2 separate regions of the Homo sapiens genome follow, and region 2 is linked to region 1. A link is a loop called in an ENCODE intact Hi-C map of the cell type or tissue named here. Cell type or tissue: PC-3. All regions are shown on one strand.

Evidence for each region. Hi-C counts contacts between places; a loop is a spot of excess contacts. Peaks named below come from ENCODE experiments on the same cell type or tissue, not always from the same donor. Only the 100,000 strongest peaks of a DNase experiment are listed, where the experiment ranks them.
Region 2: a loop joins it to region 1, with 4 times the contacts of the local background. A loop is called at or near these places in 7 of 110 quality-filtered maps.

What each region holds. Positions count from the first base shown.
Region 1 is chr14:67,164,473-67,168,472 of GRCh38, forward strand. GPHN (gephyrin) reads left to right here. Exons shown (of 23, transcript NM_020806.5): 20 at 690-754. The region is part of intron 1 of LOC105370538 (a long non-coding RNA gene); the gene reads right to left. Among named protein-coding and RNA genes, the nearest start is that of GARIN2, 23 kb to the right of the region's middle. RefSeq lists an enhancer at 3,508-4,000. In PC-3, a CTCF peak has its summit at 2,074 (motif pointing right); DNase peaks (open chromatin) are centred at 2,069 and 3,509.
Region 2 is chr14:67,219,613-67,223,612 of GRCh38, forward strand. It overlaps GARIN2 (golgi associated RAB2 interactor family member 2), which reads left to right. Exons shown (of 8, transcript NM_001395907.1): 7 at 2,167-2,195. It also overlaps a transcript of GPHN not described here. Among named protein-coding and RNA genes, the nearest start is that of PALS1, 20 kb to the right of the region's middle. In PC-3, no CTCF peak of the experiment used is centred here; a DNase peak (open chromatin) is centred at 2,209; H3K4me3 peaks cover 1,313 bases; H3K27ac peaks cover 1,635 bases.

The DNA.
Region 1 (4,000 bases):
GATAGACATATTATCAGGTAATCTGCTTTCTTTTTTTTTGAGATGGAGTCTTGCTCTGTCGCCCAGGCTGGCGTGCAGTGGCCATCTCAGCTCACTGCAACCTCTGCCTCCCAGGTTCAAGCGATTCTCCTGCCTCAGCCTCCCGAGTAGCTGGGATTACAGGCGCACACCACCATGCCTGGCAAATTTTTGTATTTTTAGTAGAGACAGGGTTTCACCATGTTGGCCAGGCTGGTCTCAAACTCCTGACCTCAAGTGATCCACCCCCCTCAGCCTCCCAAAGTGTTGGGATTACAGGTGTGAGCCACCATGCCTGGCCAGTCTTCTGCTTTTAAGAATGATTGTTGTAAATCGCCAGCAAAAGTAGTATAAACATTATTAACTAGAGGGGTGGGAAAACTTGGAAACTCCAAGATTTGGAGTACATTTCTATGGCACTGGCAAGAAAAAAAAAAAAAGTAAGTAGTTTTCTTTAAACCAGAAAGTGTGGTTACTTGAAAACAGGAAATACTAAAAACAAACTTATTTAAGTGTCTGTGGAATACTTCAGAGTATAAAGATGTAAAGGCAAGTCAACAGAAAAGTGTTTTTTATATGATAAGTGTATGGATTACAAAAACACTGGAGTACTTAATGTATTCATCATATTGCTTAGCAATCACTAACAAGTGACTCTTTTTTTCTTCTAGCTTGCCAACAACATTTGCAACTTTGGATATTGATGGTGTAAGAAAAATAATCTTTGCACTACCTGGTAAGAATAACAAATTGTTTCCTTTCCTTTTTCTGGAAAAATAGCCAAAATTTTTTGGACTTCTCATGTGACCACCTGGTTTGAAATCTGAAAGACCTGGGCTCAAGTCTCAGCTTTTCTAAACGACCAATCACTTAACCTCTCTAGGAAGTTTCTTCACCTATAAAATAAGACTAATATCTACTTCATAGGGTTGGTGTGAAAGTCAGATTAGATAATATATATCAAAGCACATTCCAAATCCTATCAAAGCACATTCCAAATCCTAAGATGATCATCAAGTGTTAGCTGTCACTAGATCTTTCTGGAGCACCTGCTTTTTCCTTACAGGAAATTGGTCGAAGTTAGCAGCCGAATACCTCTCATAACCAGAAGTATTGTGCTCTAGAGGCCAAAATGCCTTGAGTCACCCAAGCAAATACCAAATCAAAAAATACAAAGCTGCCTCTGGTCCTTGCCAGATTTGGGCTGGTTGAGGGGAGGGGGAAGAGGAAAGGCCAGGCTACTGGAACTAGTGCTTCTCAGCCAAATCCTACTCATCATCAGTCTACAACTTCCCCACTCCCACCCTTGTCCCAACGTGAGCAGAAACTCACATGTTCAGATTATAGAAAGAGCAAAGCAGGTTCAGTTCACGATGATTTTCAAATTCAAATTTTTTGTGATTTGGGGTTATATAAAGTCATGGTGAATCTTGATAAATTTTAAAATAATTTATTGTGCATCTTTTTTTTAACTTTAAAATTATCTTCTGATCATTCTGTTCAGTTCTCTATTTTTTGGCACAGATTCCTTTAGAAAATAACCTATTTCTTTAAGATTTACAAATCTCATGGCTTTTGGATCTTTGTTTGTTTTTTAGGTCAAGTATATCTCAAAATGGAAATGTAAAGAAATGGAAGCAGGCAGAAAAATGTTAAACTTTGAAAACATTTTAAGCCCCTATCTATAAGCATAAAAGAGATTAGATTTCTATCATGTAGAAAATTTTCAGAGAGAGAACATTTAAGTAAAATAGTCCTCAGAATGTATCTGTAACATGAAACGCCTTAGGACCTTTCATAATTCCTTGGATGCTCTGATAGCCATTGTATAAAGAAATGTGCTCCTTTTCCTAGCTTCATTTAGCCTGGAAGAGCCTCTTTTGTCTACGGAAGATATGACTTAACCTACAGACCATCAGTGATATTATAACAAAGAATGTTACTGTGGGAGCCTATTTCACCATTATGCCAAAGATGTTATAAAATTAAAACCTGTTTTCAAATTCCTACTTTTAATTTGAAACCTTATCTGCTCAGCCTGAGTGAACCAACAGAGGGCAGCAGAAACTCACATGTTCAGATTGTAGAATGTGCAAAGTGGTTCCATTTACAAGGATTTTCTTTCTTGTTTTTGTTGTTATTGGTTTTGTTTGTTTTTTGTGTTTTGTGTTTTTTGTTTGTTTGTTTGTTTGTTTTTGAGACAAGGTCTGGCTCTGTCGCCCAGGCTGGAGTGCAGCAGCGCGATCTCAGCTCACTGCAACCTCTGCCTCCTAGGCTCAAGCCGTTCTCCCACCTCAGCCTCCCAGGTAGCTGGGACTATAGGCGCTTGCTACCACCCCTGGCTAATTTTTGTATTTTTTGTAGAGACGGGGTTTCACCATGTTGCCCGGGCTGGTCTCAACTTCTGAGCTCAAGCCATCCACCTGTCTCAGCGTCCCAAAGTTTTGGGATTACAGGCATGAGCCACCATGCGCAGCTTTACAAGGATTTTCAATTTCAAAAGTGTATTTCTGCTTTCCTGTAGGCCATGCGTTTAAAGCCATCCCTAATCTCGACAAGTTTTAAATCAAAGTTTTGTATATTTACTTGTTTTTTTGGACATTTTTAACATTGCTAGAGTGACACATGCTCACTATTGTAAAAATCAGAAAATATAGATAAGCATAAAAAAGTGTTAACCATAATCCCCCAACACCCACATATGGATAAACCACTATTACAAGTTTTTTATATCAGTCCTTCCAGTCCTTTTTCGTACATAGCAAGACCCTGCCTCTAAAATAATTAGAGCACTTCATTTTTTATACAGTAATGTTATAAAGTGGTAGTATTACATGGATTTTATAATCCTTGATTTACAATGGCTTTTTTATTTGTTGGTTTGGGGTTTTTTTGCTTTTCCAGAAAAAAATATTCTATCTACTTGTATTTTGAAGCAAGGGAAAGTAATTGATTCTTTTTAAGAGTCTGCTATTCTGTGGGCAACTCATTTTTCCATCGAAACTATTAGTATCACTTGTCACTTTTTGCACCTTAAAAAATCTATTCTTAAGCACTTTTGCAGGTAGAAGAGAATTGGAGGTATGATTATAGCTAATAATAGGCTAAACTGACCATTGCCTTTTGACTTGATGATGCAATAAGCAGTGTTTAGCCATGCCAAGGGAACCTAAAAATCTAGTAGCCCATTCCCCACTCCAGGTTATACATTCATGCTTACATAGAACTGTATAAAAGTATTAAAACAACTGAAATTTTAGAACCAGAAGAGATCTTGAGAATCATGTAGTCCAAACCTTTCATTTCATAGATGAGTAAAGTTAGACTCAAAAAACTTTGGAACTTGCCAAGATCAGACAGCTTGGTTAGATAATAATGCCACACAAGAAATCAAATCTGTTATTTACAGCCCAGTGGTTGTTTGCTTCTTCACAGCCCACCCTTCCTCCTTTGAAGTGTACGACACACCTAGATTTCTTCTTGGAGTGATATAGTGGAATTCCTCAAATTCTTCTCATAACTTTAAAAGAATGTGGTATTTGTATTAGTCTGCTCAGGCTGCCATGACAGAATACCATAGACTGGGTAGCTGAAACAACAGAAATGTATTTTCTTACAGTTCTGGAAGCTGGAAGTCCAAAATCAAGGTGCCAGCAAGGTTGGCTTCTGGTGAGGCCTCTCTCCCTGGCTTGTAGACAGCAACCTTTTCACTGTGTCTTCACATGATCTTTCCTGTATGTGTGCAGACTCCTGGTGTCTCTTCCTCTTTTTATAAGGGCACCAGTCCTATTGGATTACGGCCACATCTTTATGACCTTATTTACCTTAATTACCTCCTTAAAGGCCCTATCTCCAAATATAGTCAATCATATTGGAGTTATAGCTTTATCATATGAATTCAATCCATAACAGTATTCATCTTCAGGTCCTTAAAACACTTCTTAAATCATTTGGTGTTTTTTTTTAATTTAAAGAAATATCC
Region 2 (4,000 bases), 55 kb after region 1:
TCAGCAGGTACTGTTTCATTAGTCTCACTATTATGATCATTATTAGAAATGATAAAAAATGAATCCCTAAATAAATAGCAAAAATCATAGAATTTTAAAGCTATAAAAGATCTTGAGAATTAACAAATCTCAAATTCTTCAAGGTCTCACCCCTCCCTTCTCAGCTCCCTACGCCATTTATCAGCTGACTCTACTGGAGAGAAATAAATAGATGAAGAAAAACAAAACAAAACAAATTTTGGTTATAAGTAATCCTCTTAAGCCCAATTTAATAAAGCATGGATTTCTTTTTATTGCCTATTTGCATCAGGAACATAATTACTAGCTAGAGTCTAATTTGAGAATGTTAATTATGGATGAAAGATGTAATATTCTAAGAACAGAATGGAATTCACTACTGCTGTATTGCAGAGACATTAGTGGGATTTAGTAATGCTAGTGAGGTTGAAAAATAAGTTATATATATTATTTTTCTTTTCCAAAACCATGGATTTCAGTGACACTTTATAACTGTGTACTTTGGAACACTGATAAAAAATTAGGCTGCGTGCAACGGCTCATGCCTGTAATCCCAAAACTTTGAGAGGCCCAGGCGGGAGGATGGCTTGGGCTCAGGAGCTCAAGACCACCCTGGGCAATATGTCAAGACCCTGTCCCTACAAAAAAGAAAAAAGAAAAAAGTTATCTGGGCGTGGTAGTGCACACCTGAGGTCCCAGTTACTCAGGAGGCTGAGGCAAGGGGATTGCTTGAGCTGGGAGGTCAAGGCTGCAAAGAGCCATGATAGAGCCACTGCACTCTAGCCTGGGTAACAGAGAGAGACCTTTTCTCAGGAAAAAAAAAAAAAGGTAAATGATGACCTTGTTGAATATTGTGCCCTCAGATTTACTAGTCTTTAAAATTTAAATTGAGCATCTTAAATCTAGATGAGTGAAAAATGTTGGAAACTTAAACTTATCTATACTGTCACTTTAGTTCCTTTAGAAATGAAGAATTTACTTTATAAAACATTTATATTTTTTTCTCATATCTTGACAGTAGTCCTACCATGGCTCTTTCCTTTGTTTCAAAGAGGATAGTGGCAGGCTTTATTTTAATTTGCATCTATTTTTCAAGGTACATTTACCTGATGCTTCTCAGTCTCGCTTAACCTTCATTTAAGTCATCAGATCTATTTGATAAAGACTATATGAATATTTGCAAACTGTATAGAAAATTACGATTTTAACATTTACTTTCTGAAAGATCCATTGTAGAACTTGAACTGGGTGTATTTGCCAGTCCCCTTAAAATGGACCACAATTATGTCTTTGCATGTTTATTTTGTAGGATAATAGCTAAGATAATTATTCTTCCTAAACTATTTGTTTTATTCAATACTTCCAAAATACTTATTGAAAATGTGTCAAGAAATAAGAATTTGGTGAAAATTATGTGACTTAAGTTTATGTTTTAGTATGCCAATGAGGTTAAGGAAATAAGTATTTTGATTATTATCAGTTTTAAAAATCAGGAGCACAGAAAATAAGCTTCTTTATCCAAAGACATTTCTGAAAGTGAAATCTAAAAAACTGCTAGCCTCTTCTTTTATCCAACAACCATAAGAAATGTTATTAAATGTAAATAAGTTACATTATTTGCTACAAGATTCCCAAGCATGGCCACCCCTGGTAAAGCCAAAGACTTGGTGGTAAAGAAGCTACCAGAAGTTGGTGATTTCTCCTAACCATCCATTTCAGAATTTATCCCCAGGTCTCTTTGAAACCCTATATTCCCAACATAGTTGACCTTATTTATTTACACGGCTCAGCAGCAGCAGTTAACTTCTCTCAGCCTGATAAGGGAAGGACAAGGAGGCGGCAGTGTTGGGGATGCCAGCAGCCCTATGGAGTGACTGGCAATAGATATAATAAGAATAGATTACATATTATTACGTACAATAAACTTTTACGGCTTTTACAGATTGAATAGTCCACATGTTGCAGAAATTTAGGTAATTTTATTCTCATATGTTCTATAATCAGCAATGGCCTAGGTTTGCTAAACGTGTTTCATTACTACCCACAGAGCATTTAAAGAATGACCGGTTATTTTATATCTAGTAGATCTTTTCTAAATATTTGTGGTTATGCTGGCAAATTTTTGAGATGTGCTATTTATTTTTACAGGAGCTTGAGAACTGAATCAAACACTTCAGGTATGGAACAAATTCCACTACATGTTTTATTGTGATCCCTGGTATTCAGTAGTCATCTCTGGTTCCTAGAAGAGTAGTGTGGCTAAGAGCAAAGGAATTCAGCTAGACTTTTTGATGCATTTCCTTTCTTCACTATGCTCCATTCTGAGAATCCTATACTGAAGAAACTCTTTCTCAAAGCCGATCCTCAGGCTATCTTTCAAGTGGAAAACATTATGGTACTTTACTACTTCAGTTTTCTTTTTCTGCACTGGTTTAGTTTCCCAGTTCCCTGTATCTAAATCATCAAGCATAAACCACGCCAAGCCTAGTTCTGCAGGCAGAATGCAAACTACAGCAATCATAGGACCTGCCATCCTTGCTGATATATAACGGGAATGGTCCACAACTAAATTTTTGGTAAATGTAAAATTATCCAGCTCCTCTTTGTTCCTCCTATGTCTTTAGCCTCTACCAGGTGATACTATTTAATGTTTTTGTTTGTTTGTTTGTTGTTGTTTTTTGTGAGGCGTAGTCTCTGTTGCCCAGGCTGATGTGCAGTGGTGTGATCTTGCTCACTGCAACCTCTCTGCCTTTTGAGTTCAAGTGATTCTGCTGCCTCAGCCTCCTGAGTAGCTGGGATTACAGGCGTTTGCCACCACGCCTAACTAAATTTTGTATTTTTCACCATGTTGGCCAGGATGGTCTCGAACTCCTGATGTCCAGTGATCTGCCCACCTGGGCCTCCCAAAGTGCTGGGATTATAGGAGTGAGCCACCACCCTGGACCTATTTAATGTTTGGGTTTTATTTGGCAGTGGGGAGTGATGATTTTTCTTTATATATTGCCATGTTCTAAGAATCTTTAGCCTGTAACGAACTTTTAATGTGGAGGTTGTCTTATAGGCACCTCTTATAGGTTGTCTTATAGGCAAATCTCTCTCTTTGCTGAGTGCTGAACCAGCTCTAAGTTACTTTCAAACCTGGGAGACAGACCAAGCCTCAGCTTCAGTCATGCACATAAAAGAACACTATGGAAGGAACATTTAACTTGGCATAAGTGAAGAGAAAAAAAAAATACTGCTTCAAAAAGCAAGAATACTTGAAGGCAGTTTTAGTCACACGTACAAGAGTCAGTCCCACAAAAAACAGCAAATCATTATAGAATAGGTTTTTACACAAATGGGATTTGTCTTTGGGCCTTCCCATTGGGCTTTTTTTTTTTTTTTTTTGAGATGGGGTCTCCCTCTTTCGCCCAAGCCAGAGTGCAGTGGCACAATCTTGGCTCACTGCAACCTCCACCTCCTGGGTTCAAGTGATTCCCCTGCTCCAGCCTCCCAAGTAGCTGGGATTACAAGCACCCGCCACCATGCCTGGCTAATTTTTGTATTTTTTGTAGAGATGGGGTTTCACCATGTTGGCCAGGCTGGTCTCGAACTCCTGACCTCAAGTGATCCCCCTGCCTTGGCCTCCCAAAGTGCTGGGATTACAGGCGTGAGCCACTGCGCCTGGCCCCCATTGGGCTTTAGTGTCTAAAAATATGAGATGAACTTCACTGTAATGTGGTTAGGCCTATATTCCAATCTATACTACTGAACCTGAGAACATTATAGGGAAATGCTATCATAGCTTACAAGAAAAGAGGAGGGCATGATTCGCTGTCTCAAAACCCTTTTGGTAGTTAAGATTCTATGAGCTGCCATGTTTGTAGTCCTGGGACTCATCTTCGACAATCTAGCAGGCAGCTTGAAATGGGGCTTTGGAAATCAGGAGCTAAGCAAAGATACAGCAAATGAGCAGAAAAATTCCACTCTGGGCTTGTTAAAT